Regions from separate parts of the Homo sapiens genome. Here region 2 is linked to region 1. Evidence: chromatin loops called from intact Hi-C (ENCODE). Cell type or tissue: gastrocnemius medialis. All regions are shown on one strand. Each heading gives the region's core, and the rest is flanking DNA. Links, peaks and the distances in the headings are about the cores only.

Region 1 (8,091 bases), core at 1,114-6,113:
GTGCAGTGGTGCAATCTTGGCTCACTGCAAGCTCTGCCTCCTGGGTTCACACCATTCTTCTGCCTCAGCCTCCCGAGCAGCTGGGACTACAGGCGCCCGCCACCACGCCTGGCTAATTTTTTGTATTTTTAGTAGAGACTGGGTTTCACCGTGTTAGTCAGGATGGTCTCGATCTCCTGACCTCATGATCCGCCTGCCTCGGCCTCCCAAAGTGCTGAGATTACAGGTGTGAGCCACCGTGCCCGGCCTCATCTGTATTTTAACTACAGAAAGTCTAATACTATGACCACCCTTGAAGGGAAGTAAACAATAGTCAAACAACTGCTGTTCATATTTGGTCTTTTGCTCAACCAGTGAGTCTTCATTCAGCATACTTTATTAAGCATACTTAAATGAACTCATTTAAGTACTAAACAGAATTTCTAGTCCTCATTTGAAACCATCCTCTGCAGAGGGCAGAGACAAAGTAGCTCCCAGGAGGATGTTCTTAACATTTAACCTGAGGAAAATGAGGGTAGCAGAGCAGGGCATAGAGGCGAAGGAATCCAGAGTTCACACAGAGGTGAAAATAGGTATATAGTTCACGAGGAAGTCGAGACTTTCCAAACTACTTTTTATTTTCTTTCCCATCCAGACAGTGCTCATTGGTCTGTCTGGTCATGGTGGGAAGATGGCGGTCTAATAGCTATGGTTCAAGGGTATACCATACTTTGGACAAGATGCTCTGTGATCCTAAGACAACTTAAGTTGTCTCATGAACAACTTCCATGGTAGCAGCAACACAATGAGTCTAATCCACATGCTGGCTCTTGTGATGAGCGTCACTGTGCCACAGACTGGAGGGGCAAACTAGAATACTGCAGCAATATGGAGCATAGCATCCCCATGGATTCCTTTGGATTGTGATGACTACATCTCTGAATCTGAATATAAGCTTCAATTATGGTTCCTTGGATTTGCTCCTGATTCTTTTTTCTTTTTTCTTTTTCTTTTTTTGAGATGGAATCTCGCTCTATCGCTCAGGCTGGAGTGCAGTGACACGATCTCGGCTCACTGCAACCTCCGCCTCCAGGGTTCAAGCGATTCTCCTGCCTCCGCCTCCCAAGTAGCTGGGATTATAGGAGTGCAGTCACCACGCCCAACTCATTTTTATATTTTTAGTAGAGATGGGGTTTTGCCATATTGGCCAGGCTGGTCTTGAACTCCTGACATCAGGTAATCCACCTGCCTTGGCCTCCCAAAGTGCTGGGATTACAGGCGTGAGCCACCGTGCTTGGCCTGCTCCCAATTCTTTACAAAGATGTGAAAGGGTCTTTAGTTCACCAGAGAGGAAACCCATGATGACTCCTTCTTCATGGGTTCACCTTAGGGCCCTATTTATATCATTTAATTATAATACATTTCAAAGCCAGCTAAGGCAACATGTGAGTCTGAGATACTGGAGAGCCAAACGAGATAGAGTAGAAATGAGGATTCCAGAGGAAAATAACACATTCGTCTCTACAGATTCTAAACTGCGAATCTATAATCCATATTTCTTCTCTTTGGAAATAAGGACAAAACAGATAGGCAAGAGGCATAGGGCACCTTAAGATATCAAAGAGGTCTTGACTTCTGAAAGAAAGGAAGATTAAACTTGAGGAGGACTTTCTAGGTTTACCACAATTGTCAAGTTGGTTCAAGGGCAATTCACACACTTCAAGTGGAAGAAATGTGCTCATAAGCTTCTGCTCTGCATCAGATATGTTGGGAAGTTAAGAATATTTTCAAATAGATGGTATGAACAATGAATTAAATCAGACAGAGTACACTGGTACCAAGTAGACTGTTACTACTGTTACTGAGACAACATCTCAGATCTCAGCTTAATAAAGTATCTTTCTTTCGACCTGAGAAAGACCAGTTACTCTATCTGAACTCTGCTTCATCATCTCGAAAGCGCAGTCTACCACTTACAATCTCACAGGGTCATTGTGAGAATTAAACATCCATGAGAGCTCTGGGCACACTGCTGAGGACAGAGTGGTATTCAAATGTTTAGTTTTGTCCAGGGTTCTTGCCCCTCTCCCACCCTGTGAATCTCTGCTTAACATTTAAGTTGGCCTGGTTTTATGCTCTATAAGTATCAATTCATTGCAGTGTTATTTTGGTTTTATGCTAATATCACACAGCCTGCCACTGATATGGCAAAGTTTGACATCAGCTTTGGATGAGGGTTTGCTTTTGGTGCAGAGGGAGGACACAAACACATACTAACATTAGGAAAACCCTTATCCCTAAAGGTAATACAGTTAATCAAGTCAGTATGCCAAATCTGGAGTTTATCCGGGACAACCCATACTGAACTTAGGACATGGTGAAAAAGCTTCTACTGTTGAAAAACTTGATACAGGATGGTTTCTGCCTGCAACCATATCATAAAACAACAATAAAGGATAGGGTTATAATATACTCCTGTTTCCTAAGTCACAAATCAGGACATGGTTTCTAATACATGTGAACTATCAAATGTTTATATAAAATGTCTGAAATAAATGATCTTAGAAAAATTCAGGATATATGTTCTCTAGATATATGCCACATATCTCTGAATATTTACTTCACAAATTTTTACCTCCCACAGAAAAACCATCCTCACAACAGTCAGGGCAGGTGGGGAAGGCAGAGAAAGAAATTTCAGGATTCACCACAGAATATTGGTAGGGGAAAAAAAGAAAGGAAGGAATTATCACAGCAATTGTTAGGAAAGATAGAACCAAAAGATGAACGAGAAAACAGTAGGTTGTGGGGATTCAGATGAGCACTCTCTCAAGATTGATCTGTTTGCAGGGCCTAAGGAAGTCATGAAGTCAAGAACAGTTTATATGCTTCTAATGAGAAAGACTGAAAGTTTTTCCAGCCTGATCAAGGTTGGGAATGAATGGATCCAAAAGCTTGGTCACTGGGGCAGTCCTCCCATCAGATGCCAAAACCAAGAAATTTGGGATCAGAGGAATACTCATGTTAATCAACTGGGGAAGAGTACAGAGACCACATACCTCACTCTCTACTTTTTCCTGGTGATATCATAACCCCCAAGTCTGGCACTTATTTTCTGTCAGAGTGAAGAGATATGCATTCTGGAGAGGTCCTAATGCCACAGAGATATGCAACAGGGCTATTTCTGTATGGAGATTCACATTACGTGAATGAAGCAGAGTGGCAACGTGTTGTACTTCCAGGTGGCAGCAGGAGGAGAATCAAACTGCCCATTATTACCCTGTACTGACTCTAAAGAATATGCGAGCTTTAGCCACATGGTGGCACGGTGAGTCTACTTACAGGCTTTCCTAATGTGAGGGCAGGGTGAGGTGGGGAGTAGAAAGAAAACAAGATCTGATAAACACCAGGAGACTTCAGGCAAACCATCGTTGGCTTGCTATTGTCACCGATGGGAATGATGAAAGGAAGAGACAGTAATAATGTGTATTATTTGACATAGAAAAACCCACAATCAGGCAATGAGTAAGCTCATCTAAATTTTCCACTGATATTTTCCCATTTTCAGCTTTGCTTTTCTTTTCCTTTCTAGGACTGTGATTTTTTTCCAACCTAATTTTTTTTTTTTTTTTTTTTGAGATAAGGTCTTACTGTCACCCAGGCTGGAGTGCACTGATGCAATCTCAGCTCACTGCAGCCCCGAGCTCCCTGGGCTCAAGTGGTTCTCCTGCCTCAGCCCCCCAAGTAGCTGGAACTACAGGAGTGTGCCATCATGCCTGGCTAATTTTTGTATTTATTGTAGAGACAGGGTTTCACCATGTTGCCCAGGCTGGTCCAACCTGAGTTTTTAAAAGGAAGGTTTATCAAAGAACCAGAAACTCAGGACAATACTGCTTAAAATAGGTTGCCTTTTTTCTTTAAGAGGTGTTTGTATATTTCTGTTTAAAGGGATAAGGCCTGTATTCAGAATAACTATCAGTGATATTGGTCCTTGTCTTACAATGAGGAAATATCAAAGATTAAAAAAAAAAAACTCACAAGATCCAAAGGAATAACACTTCAGTGATAACATTTTAGTCACTGTGACATATTAAGGGATACTTTTTGGCCCTGAATAAGGTAAAAATCCACCTGGACATCTAAAATCACACCTGTTGAGTAGGGACACCCATATCTAGTCCAGGATCAGTCTACATAAAATGCTTAAAATAGTTTTAGACTTTCCAAAATTCCATAACTAGAATATCCCTTGGAAATAATAAAAAATGCTCTAAAGCATTTCAAAACCAAATTTGAAAATCATGTTAAAGAATATAATCTGGTCTCCAGTTAATTCTGAGTTCACATTCTATAAACACATTTGTTTTCTTCTGAAATCTTTTGACTGTCTGTAAATGATTACCTCTTTAACATGATAGTGGGATATTCAGTTTTGCATGACACATATTTTCTCAGTGCCAGTAATACAGTAGATGCTCAATAAATGTTTATCATTCAAGTGAACTGTACTGTATTCAACTTCAGCTTGTCTAGCAAAGTCACAATGAATTCCTTTAAAAAACGTCTTCTATTCCAAGGTATACATCAGTTCCCAAAGCTCAGTGTGTTTCAAAGAAACCCAATCCCTAGGATTATACATAAAAGTTGCAGATGTTAACTTTTTGTCTTGATAACATGGCCCTCTAAACTAGAAGTCTTGGGATGAATGGTAAAATTCTAAGACAATAATATAGATTACTTTGCCACCTAGAAACTAGCTATGCTTAAGGGAAGTGTTGGCATGGGAGGAACCCTATCAATAATTCAAGTGATTTTAGATTACTATCCACATAACTATAAAAACAAAACATTTTAAAACAAAAAATTTTAGCTTAGTTGAAAAAAAAGAGAACTTCGGCTGGGCACGGTGGCTCACACCTGTAATCCCAGCACTTTGGGAGGCCGAGGCGGGTGAATCATGAGGTCAGGAGTTTGAAACCAGCCTGGCCAACATGGTGAAACACTGTCTCTACCAAAAATACAAAACAGCCAGGCATGGTGGTGTGCGCCTGTAGTCCCAACTACTCGTGAAGCTGAGGCAGGAGAATCTCTTGAACCCGGGAGGTGGAGGTTGCAGTGAGCTGAGATCGGGCCATTGCACTCCAGCCCAGGTGACAGAGTGAGACTCCGTCTCAAAAAAAAAAGGAACTTCAAATTATGAAAGGTATAATATAGTATCTAGTCAGGGAACACAAAATCCCATTTCTTACTAGACAACTAAATATAATTCTTGTTTAATCCTAGAATTTGTGGCATCTTGCAGATACCAAATGTTAAAGAATATAATTTCATGCCCAGGGGTTCACTTCTTGCAGTGTTGGTGTGATCATACAGCAACCTTTTGGAAAAGGTATCTTCACAGGATTTACAGAAGAAAAATGATACATAGGCCCTTACCTATCCTTCCAAATCATTAAAACAGGAAGAATAAAGAGTGAATAATACAAATTGAAGTTTAATGTATAAACTTGTATGTCTGTGACTTAGATAGACATAAGAAGTTACAGCCAATTCTGTTATTTTTATAACTATAGGGCTTTTTCAGAATATTTTTTCAGATTCCTATCTAGGAAAAAAAGGAAAGGGGCTAGAACATAAAAACTAATTTGTGGCTGGGCGTGGTGGCTCACGCCTGTAATCCCAACTACTTTGGGAGGCTGAGGTGGGTGGATCACCTGAGGTCAGGAGTTCAAGACCAACCTGGCCAACATGGCAAAACCCTGTTTCTACTAGAAATACAAAAATTAGCCAGGTGTGGTGGCACACACCTGTAGTCCCAACTACTTGGGGGACTGAGGCTGGAGAATCACTTGAACCCAGGAGGCGGAGGTTGCAGTGAGCCGAGATCATGCCACTGCACTCCAGCCTGGGCAACAGAGCGAGACTCCATCTCAAACAAACAAACAAACAAAAAAACTAATTTGTGCTTGCAGTTAGTTGCAAAAGGAATAGCTAGAATACTAGCAATGATTGTCCATTTGTAAAATAAGGAAAAGGATTTCTGTCCCTCTCCACTCCTAAATATAACACTAGTTAGAAAAAGTCAGAAATATTTCACAACACCTCCACCATTTTTTTTAAAGCACAGTTTACAAAGGGCTGCATTTGCCCCCATCTCATAATGCTTTTCACGTTTGAATTAGCCCTTCTTAGACTTTATTCTCCGACTGCAGATAAAAGGGGAGCATCTCTGCTGTTTTGCTTTCTATCTTTCATTTGACAGTTTTCCATTCGAATGAAGAAAATAAGACCCAATCAGAACAAATATGTTTAAAAGTTCTTCAAAATGAAATTATGAGTGTCTTTATATAGGTCTAAAGTTATCTTTTAGGTGTAGGCTGGAGTTGGGATTTGGATGAGTATGTTACAAATGTTGAGGAACTTTCAGAATTAAGTTTTGAAAGTAATACAGCTAAATAACGTTAGGTTACATTTTATAATTCCATTTCACAACATGATTTTAATGATCTCTGCTTTTTGTTTTAATTTTAGGTAGAACTAAGTCTATGTGCATATAAATAACACAAAAGAAATGTACTTTCACAGTGGCAACAGTAACTTTTTTTGTCTTACTTTAAAAAAATAAACTTAATTATTCTAAGTGCTTCAAAAACTTAGATCTTAGAAATGATTTTGTTATACTCCACTGGCATTAATAGTGGTTATTAGGAGGCTGATGTACAGCTGATTGGATTTGTCTTTGGATTTAAATATGTATTGAAGCCATCAGTTCAACAACACTTCAAACTCTCCAGTCAATTATGATTCTGCTCAAATCCAGCAGCACAATTATTTCATCACTGGAAAGGAACTTAAAAAAAAAAACCAACAGGGAAGCTTTAAAAAAGATTTCTGTCATACATAACAATGCTGACTGGCATAAGAATGCACATTGCCAAATGTGTTATTATTTTTTATATAAGCAATTAAATAGGAAAGCACTAAATAGAATTCATTTTGTCAACATAACTGTTTAATGAAATTCACTTTTGCACCATAACAAAATAGAGCATTTTGGGAGAAAACCTTTAATCCTGAAAAAGCTCAGTGAAAATGATGACAGCCTTCTTTTTGGAGACTATGTATAGCTGACTGGAAACCTAGAAAATATTTAAGACTAAAGGCATTGGGGATTTTGTTGTTGTTGGTTTTGTTGTTGTGGTATTACTATTTCCACTCACCAGCTCGAAGGGGTCGTGGAACTCCCCCAACAAAGATAGTTTTTCTGGGGTCCAAAGGCTGAGAACCATCCATTACAAAGTCACTGTCACTTAGGTTCCATGGTCGAATTTGCACCTGAAAAAAAGTTGTTTACTTGGTCCTTACTTCATTTCCATCAACCCCAAATGAGAATAAGATGACTAAAGACAAACCCACTGATTTGTGCATTTCACAATGAACATGACCCAAACAAAATCCAGTTAATTAGTTAACGTAATCTGCATTAAGTACCTTTCAATAGAACTCTTGGGGAATCTACTTACAGGTACTGTACTCAGCACTCTAGACATATGACATATACCATGAAACCATCAGAAACCACCTCTGCCTGTGGTTTTTTTATTTTAAGGCAGGCTTTTAGAGACAGAGTCTGCATTTTGAATCAGATTCATCTTAACACATGATAGAGACTGTTTACAACGTGTCACAGTACACCACTTTGTTTTAAGAGTTCATCTAAAGTACATCAGGAGTATTTTCTAAAAATTCTCCATGTCTGACTTTTTAATTCTCATCACCCTCCAAAATTCAAACATATCTTTCAGCAATATGATTTAATACAGACGAACATGCAGCAAGTTAGCATAGAATTACCAAAGATAACAATAAAGCACAAAGAGTACTCTCTGGCTGGGCATGGTGGCTCACACCTGTAATTCCAGCACTTTGGGAGGCTGAGGCAGGTGGATCCCTTAAGGTCAGGAGTTCGAGATCAGCCTGGCCAACATGGTGAAACCCTGTCTCTACTGAAAATACAAAAATTAGCTGGGTGTAGTGGCTCACGCCTGTAGTCCCAGCTACTCAGGAGGCTGAGGCATGAGAATCGCTTGAACCCAGCAGGTAGAGGTTGCA
Region 2 (8,091 bases), core at 1,329-6,328, 350 kb after region 1:
GCTTACAGGGATGGCATATGACACAGCCCCAGGGGACACATTACTATGTTGTGCTCCAGGGAGGGCCTGCCTTTGCCTTCATGACCTTTTCCAAGGTGACATCATGTGCCTATAATATCTTTTCTCCATTTGCCAACTCAGTTTTCTCCAATTCCTTAAACAGCCAGTGAATTCACGGAAATCCTCTTCCATTAAATCCTTTTGCTGCAGACCACAGAATAGCAACTATCCTGAATATTCTGACCCCTGAATAGCAAATTACCACTCTGCTGAATCAAAATGTGGAACTCTTACTCGTTCCCAGTTCTTTTTCCAATTAGATGCCTTGTTGTTTACTCTTAAAATCAACTTAGGTCTCTTTCCTTTCTTTCCTCTTTTTCCTTTCTTCCTTTCCTTCCTTTCCTTTCCTTCCCTTCCTTCCTCCCCTTCCTTCCTCTCCTTCCCTTCCTTCCCTTCCCTCCCTTTCTTCCCTCCCTCCCTTCCTTCCTTCTTTCTTTTCTCTTTTTCTTTCATCTTTCTTTCTTTTTTGAGATGAAGTCTCGCTCTGTCACCCAGGCTGGAGTGCAGTGGCACGATCTCGGCTCACTGCAACCTCCACCTCCTGGGTTCAAGTGATTCTCCTGCCTCAGCCTCCTGAGTAGCTGGGATTACAGGCACGCACCACCACACCTGGCTAATTTTTGTATTTTTAGTAGAGACGGGGTTTTACCATGTTGGCCAGGCTGGTCTGGAATGCCTGACCTCGTAATCTGCCCTCCTCAGCCTCCCAAAGTGCTGGGATTATAGACATGAGCCACCACGCCCGGCCTATTTATTTATTTTTGAAACCAGTTCTCACTCTGTCGCCCAGGCTGGAGTGCAGTGGCAAGATCATGGCTCACTGCAGCCTTGACTTACCAGACTGAATCAATCCTCCCATCTCAGCCTCTCAAGTAGCTGGGACAACAGACACGTGCCACCATGCCCGGCTAATGTTTATATTTTTTGTACAGACAGGGCCTTGCCATGTTGCCCAGGCTGGTCTTGACCTTCTGGGCTCAAACCATCTGACTACCTCAGCCTTCCAAAGTGCTGGGATTACAGGTGTGAACCACCATGCCTTACCCAAATTAGGCTTATCTTGATGCAAACACCTTGTTGTCTGTTGCTATTTGGTTTATTGTTTCTGTGTCATTGTCTGTGTGTTCGGCCATAGCAGTGATGTATGTGTCCTGATCTGGTGCTTACCCTGAAGAAATCATAGGCTGTGTCAGGTAGAGCCATGGACAGTCTGGATTATCTAGCACAGTTCTGTTGAAAATATTCATTTGATATGTCAAACTATGCATTTTGTTTTCTTTTTCTTTGTTTTATATAGAATCAGGGTCTCACTATGCTGCCCAGGCTGGTTTTGAACTCCTGGCTTCCCACCTTGGCCTCCCAAAGTGCTGGAATTACAGGTGTGAGCGACCATGCCAAACCCAAACTGTGCATTTTGGCTCAGAAAATGTTGTTAGGGCAGGAACACTTGGCAGATTTCTTGGTATTTACAATTAGGCATTTAATACATACTTTTTAGAAATAACAACAACAACAAAGGAACTTGAGCTTCTCAAGTCTTAGCTTTGTCTAAAGCCCACAGGGTCTCTTTAGAAAGGATAATGTCTAAAATCAACATTATAAATATATTTATGGGAGACTGGTTTGAGTAATAAAACTCCGGTCTCCCGCAAAAATAAATAAAAATAAATAAGTAAATATATTTATGTTCTATATGCCAACATAGCAACTTCTCAGTGATGTTCAGTAAGGGATAAATTCCTCCATTTATTAAGTGTCTAATTGTAAATACCAGGAAATCTGCCAAGTGTTCCTGCCCTAACAACATCGGAGAACAACAGGAAGCCTGATCAACAGTGGCTTTTCCCCTCATAGCAAGTGCAGGGATAGGCAGTCCCCTGTAGTCCCAGCTACTCGGGAGGCTGATCAGCATAAAAGCTGCCCATAGTCGCCATCAGGGAGGGATCCGGGCTGCTCTCACCTGTCCATTCTGTCCTTCTTAGTTACAGTGGCTTTTGTCCTCACACTTGTCATCTCATGGCCAGTGGTGGCTGCTCCACTTCTAAGTTTCATGTCCCCAGGAAGATGGTAGCAAGAATTCGGGGGTGGAGGGACAAGGGAAAAAGACACTTCTTGTACTGAGGTATTGTCATTTTATTCAGGAAGGGAAGCCCTCCTTAGTGATTTCACTTAGATCTCATTGACCATCTCTCCCTACAAGGGAACAGAGAGACGGAGTTTGTAGCTTTTACAGCTTCTGTGACAGAGCTAGACAAGTGAGATGGGAGAAATGATTGGGAGCTACCAATCAAGTACTTCAGACTTAAGAAAAAAATAGAAATCACATTATTGCATCTGCATATTTCCTAAAATCCTGTGAGCAACACATCTTACGCTAATTTACTTGTGCAGATGTTGATTTCTATCTACATAATTTACAGAATGATCTCATTTCAAAAATTTCCACTCCATAAAATATGAACAATATTACACTCCTTTCTTATTTTCAGTTTTGGTGTCAGTTTATATGGTCTATTTTATCAAAGTGAACTAGGAAAAGGATTGAAAATATTTCTAGATTCTAATTCAGGTAATTGGGTGAATAAGAGTTTTTTTTTTTTCTTTTTTGAGATGGAGTCTCGCTCGGTCACCCAGGCTGGAGTGCGGTGGCACAATCTCAGCTCACTGCAACCTCTGCCTCCCGGGTTCAAGCGATTTTCCTGCCTCAGCCTCTCAAGTAGCTGGGATTACCGGCACGCACCACCACGCCCAGATAATTTTTGTATTTTTAGTAGAGATGGGGTTTCACGATGATGGCCAAGCTGGTTTTGAACTCCTGACCTCAAGTGATCTGCCCACCTCGGCCTCCCAAAGTGCTAGGATTACAGGTGTGAGCCACCACGCCCAGCCAAATAAGAGATATTTTTAGCCATGTGTCATTTTTCTTTCTTTCTTTTTTTTTTTTTTTTATGAGATGGGGTATTGCTCTGTTGCCCAGTCTGGAGTACAGAGGCACAATTATAGCTCACAGCAACCTCAAATTCCTGGGCTCAAGCAGTCTTCCTGCCTCAGCCTCTTGAGTTGCTGGTATTACAGGCATGAGCCACCACACCTGGCTGTCATTTTTATTTTACTTTATTATTTTATTTATTTATTTATTTAGAAACAGGATCTCCGTCTGCCTGTCGCCCAGGCTGGAGTGCAGTGACATGATCATGGCTCACTGCAGCCTTGACCTCCTGGGCTCAAGTGATCCTCCCACCTCAGCCTCCAGAGTAGCTGGGACTACAGGTAAGAGCCATCATGCCTGGCTAATTTTTTTATTTTTATTTTTTATAGAAATGAGGTCTCCCTATGTCGTCCAGGCTGGTCTTGGACTCCTGGGCTCGAGCGAGCCTTCTGTTTCAGTCTCCCAAAGTGCTGGGATTTCAGGCATGAGCCACCATATCCAGCCCTGGCTGTCATTTTTAAAGTTAGTTCCTGGTCTTTTCCTCTGAGGTGGCAAAAATTTCTTTGACTGGCAAGCAACAGCACCAAAGGTAATGTTACCTATCTTCCCACGTTTGTCCCCGCTTGGCACATTACATAAATTGGAGTCAGCCAGGTTCCATGGCTCATGCCTATAATCCCAGCAATTTGGGAGGCCAGGATGGGAGGATGGCTTGAGGACAGGAGTTCAAAACCAGCCTGGGCAACATAGTGAGACCCCGCCTCTACAAAAAATAAAAAATTAGGCAAGGTGGTGAGCACCTATAGTCCTAGCTACTCGAGAAGCTGAGCCTGGAGGATCACTTGAGCCCAGGAGTTCCAGGCTGCAGTGAGCTATGATGGAACCACTGCACTCCATCCTGGGAGACAGAAAAAGATCTTGTCTCTAAAAAAAAAAAAAAAAATTAAGGGCTGGGCACAGTGGCTCACGCCTGTAATCCCAGCACTTTGGGAGACCGAGGTGGGCGGATCACGAGGTCAGGAGTTTGAGACCAGCCTGGCCAACATAGTGAAAACCCGTCTCTACTAAAAATACAAAAATTAGCTGGGTGTGGTGGCAGGCACCTGTAGTCCCAGCTACTTGGGAGTCTGAGGCAGGAGAATCGCTTGAACCCAGGAGGAGGAGGTTGCAGTGAGCCGAGACCACGCCATTGCACTCCAGCCTGGGTGACAGAATAAGACTCCGTCTAAAAAAAAAAATTAAAAGAAGAAACCATAAATTGGAGTTGGTGTAGACATAAAGCCAGAGAATGGGTTTTGAGTGTGTGGAGCATTTTTCACTGAGAAGTGCTTTATCTCCATCTTGTGGACAACCTTATCTTTGCAATGTCAGCAGTGGTTCTCTGGCCTTAAACACACATAAGGATCACGAGGAGGACTTGCAAACAATCCAATATCCAGTCCTCTCTACCCCATCCCCACCAACTCAGTTAGTGTAGATATATATTTTATATATATATATGTGTGTGTGTGTGTGTATATATGTGTGTGTGTATATATATGTGTGTGTGTATATATGTGTATATATGTATATATGTGTATATATATGTGTATATATGTATATATATGTGTGTATATATGTGTGTGTGTGTGTGTGTATATATATATATATATATATATATATATATATATGATCTGTAGCTGGGCGATAGGAAGCAGGAAAAAAAAGATCTGTAGCCAACTTTCATATGCAATTAGGGTTAAAAACCAATAAGTTAGAAGAAACTCTAAGTCAGTTATGAATACTGGAACAATCATTCCTTCTATAAGACTGCCATAAAGTAAAAAGAACAATCTCTGTAGGTAAATTATACAATCTTCCAAAGGCCCTTTTACAACTTGCAGAGAGGAAATCAAGGAGTTGCTAGCAATATGAGAAATCTAAACCCAAATCCAAATTGCTTTCTGTGCAACTCTCCCTATGATGAGGCAGAAATGTGCTGAGCAAAGAGACATGCAAATACACACACCATCAGACTTGTCCCTGGGCCAAACTGTGAAGTGGTTTCCACCTGCTTTTGGTATCATATATGTTTCCTGGCTGCTTTCTTGCGTATATCCTTGTTTAATTCTGGTTCTTCTCATGAATGCCAATATTTGCCTGAGGGCACAGGGCCCTGGAAGGCCTCAGGTGCCCACCCAGATCTTGCTTTTCCCTCCATCTTTTCGTTTATTAAAACTTACCTTGCCGGGATCTGATTCTTTCTCAGCTCATTATCTTCTTAAAAAGCTTCTCAAACTAATTCCCAATGACAATGGGTCAGTCTTCATCATAATGCAGGCATTATTGGAATTTTTTTTTTTTTTTTTTTTTTGAGATGAAGTCTCCCTCTGTTGCCCAGGCTGGAATGCAGTGGTGCAATCTAAGCTCACTGCAATCTTTTGCTTCCCGGTTCAAGTGATTCTCCTGCCTCAGCCTCCTAAGTAGCTGGGATCACAGGAGCCCACTATCACGCCCGGCTAAATTTTGTATTTTTAAAAGTAGAAATGGGGTTTCACCATTGTGGTCAGGCTGGTCTCGAACTCCTGACCTCAGGTGATCTGCCTGCCTCAGCCTCCCAAAGTGCTGTGATTACAGGCGTGAGCCACCATGCCCAGCCTGGAATAAAATTTAGTCATTAAAATAGGAGACCAAGTTCTGCTCTGGCAGTGGTTGACTAGATGGTGCTGAAACCTCTCACTGAAAACAAACTAGAAAAGATGTACAATATATACCATTAAGAGTGAAAAGACAAGCCAAAGAGTGATAAATAATAAAAATAACAAAAGAGCTCAGACCCAAAATATATGGGACTCCTACAAATCACTAAGGATTGACAACACAATTAAAAAATGGCTGAGAGGCCAGGCACAGTGCCTCATGCCTGTAATCCCAGCGTTTTGGGAGGCCAAGCAAAATCACTTGAGACCAGGAGTTCAAAATTAGACTGGGCAACATAGCAAGACCCCTGTCTCTACAAAAAAATTAAAAAATCAGCTGGGCATGGTTGGGCACAGTGGCTCACGCCTGTAATCCCAGCACTTTGCGGGGCTGAGGCGGGTGGATCATCTGAGGTCAGGAGTTCAAGGCCAGCCTGACCAACATGGTGAAACCCCATCTTTACTAAAAATACGAAAAGTTGACAAGGTGTTAACTTTTCTCATATTGCTAGCAACTCCTTGATTTCCTCTCTGCAAGTTGTAAGAGGGCCTTTGGAAGATTATATAATTTACCTACAGAGATTGCCTCGGGACGCTGAGGCAGGAGAATCATTTGAACCCGGGAGGCGGAGGTTGCAGTGAGCCGAAATGGCACCACTGCACCCCAGCCTGGGCGACAGAGCAAGACTCTGTCTCAAAAAAAAAAAAAAAGAAAAGAAAAGAAAAGAAAAAGGCCGGGTGCAGTGGCTCATGCCTGTAATCCTAGCACTTTGGGAGGCCGAGGTGGGCGGATCACCTGAGGTCAGGAGTTCGAGACCAGCCTGACCAACATGGAGAAACCTCATCTCTACTGAAAATACAAAGTTCACCGGGGGTGGTGGCGCATGCCTATAATCCCAGGTATTCGGGAGTTTGAGGCAGGAGAATCGCTTGAACCCGGGAGACGGAGGTTGCAGTGAGCCGAGATCGTGCCATTGCACTCCAGCCTGGGCAGTAAGAGTGAAACTCCATCTCAAAAAATAAAATAAAATAAGCTGGGCATGATGGCACACACCTGTAGTCCTAGCTACTTGGAAGGCTGAGGTGGGAGGATTGTTTTAGCCCAGGATTTTGAGGCTGCAGTGAGCTATGACTGCATCACTGCACTCTAGCCTGGGTGACAGAAAGAGACCCTGTCTCAAAAAAAAATTGGTGAAAGACTTCACAAAAGGGAACACTGAAAAGTCAATACACATGAAAAGTTTCTTAAGCTCATTATATGCAAAGAAATGCTAATTAAAACCACAGTGTATATACCTACTACACCCATGAGAATGGCCAAAATTTAAAAGACTAACAGTTGGTCCAAGAGTTGTGGGTTGTTAAGCTGATTAATATTGTCTCCCTCTACAACCATGCTTGACTCCAAAAAATAAAGAAAATAAAAAATAAAAATACTGGCCAGGTGCAGTGGCTCACGCCTGTAATCCCAGCACTTTGGGAGGCTGAGGCAGGCGGATCACGAGGTCAGGAGATCGAGACCATCCTGGCTAACATGGTGAAATCCCGTCTCTACTGAAAATACAAAAAATTAGCCGGGCGTGGTGGTGGGCGCCTGTAGTCCCAGCTACTCGGGAGGCTGAGGCAGGAGAATGGCATGAACTCACGAGGCAGAGCTTGCAGTGAGCTGAGATTGCGCCACTGCACTCCAGCCTGGGGGACAGAGCAAGACTGCGTCTCAAAAATAAATAAATAAATAAATATAAATAAATAAATAATAAATAAAAATAAAAAGACTAACAATACCAAGTGATGGTAAACAGCTGAAACTCTCATACCCTGCTGTGAGAGTGTAAATTCGCATAGTCACTTTGGAAAACTGTTTAGTTGTATCTGCTAAAGTTGCTCACACACATGTATCCTATGACTTTGCAATTTCACCTGTTACAGAAATAGATGCAGATACGTACCAAAGACATGTTTTTGTTGTTGTTGTTTTTGAGACAGAATTTCGCTTTTGTTGCCCAGTCTGGAGTGCAATGGTGGGATCTGGGCTCACCACAACCTCCGCCACCCAGGTTTAAGCGATTCTCCTGCCTCAGCCTCCCGAGTAGCTGGGATTACAGACATGCACCACCATGCCCAGCTAATTTTGCATTTTTAGTAGAGATGGGATTTCTCCACTTTGGTCAGGCTGGTTTCAAACTCCCAACCTCAGGTGATCCGCCCACCTCAGCCTCCCAAAGTGCTGGGATTACAGGCATGAGCCACTGTGCCTGGCATCAAAGACATGTTTTAAAATGTTTAAAAATAGGCTGGGCGCAGGCCAAGATGGCGCCACTGCACTCCAGCCTGGGTGACACAGCGAGACTCCGTCTAAAAAATAAATAAATAAATAAAATAAAATTATTGAGATGTACCTGGAAGTGCTCCTCAAACTTTACT

Evidence for each region. Peaks named below come from ENCODE experiments on the same cell type or tissue, not always from the same donor. Only the 100,000 strongest peaks of a DNase experiment are listed, where the experiment ranks them.
Region 2: it touches region 1 in a loop (10-fold over the local background); 99 of 110 quality-filtered maps call a loop at or near these places.

Annotation. Positions count from the first base shown.
Region 1 is chr10:92,084,631-92,092,721 of GRCh38, forward strand. CPEB3 (cytoplasmic polyadenylation element binding protein 3) reads right to left here. Exons shown (of 10, transcript NM_014912.5): 8 at 7,200-7,314. Among named protein-coding and RNA genes, the nearest start is that of BTAF1, 160 kb to the left of the region's middle. In gastrocnemius medialis, for the core only: a CTCF peak has its summit at 3,302 (motif pointing right); a DNase peak (open chromatin) is centred at 3,291; H3K27ac peaks cover 1,174 bases.
Region 2 is chr10:92,430,868-92,438,958 of GRCh38, forward strand. No RefSeq gene overlaps it. Among named protein-coding and RNA genes, the nearest start is that of IDE, 140 kb to the right of the region's middle. In gastrocnemius medialis, for the core only: a CTCF peak has its summit at 4,324 (motif pointing left); no DNase peak of the experiment used is centred there; H3K27ac peaks cover 1,064 bases.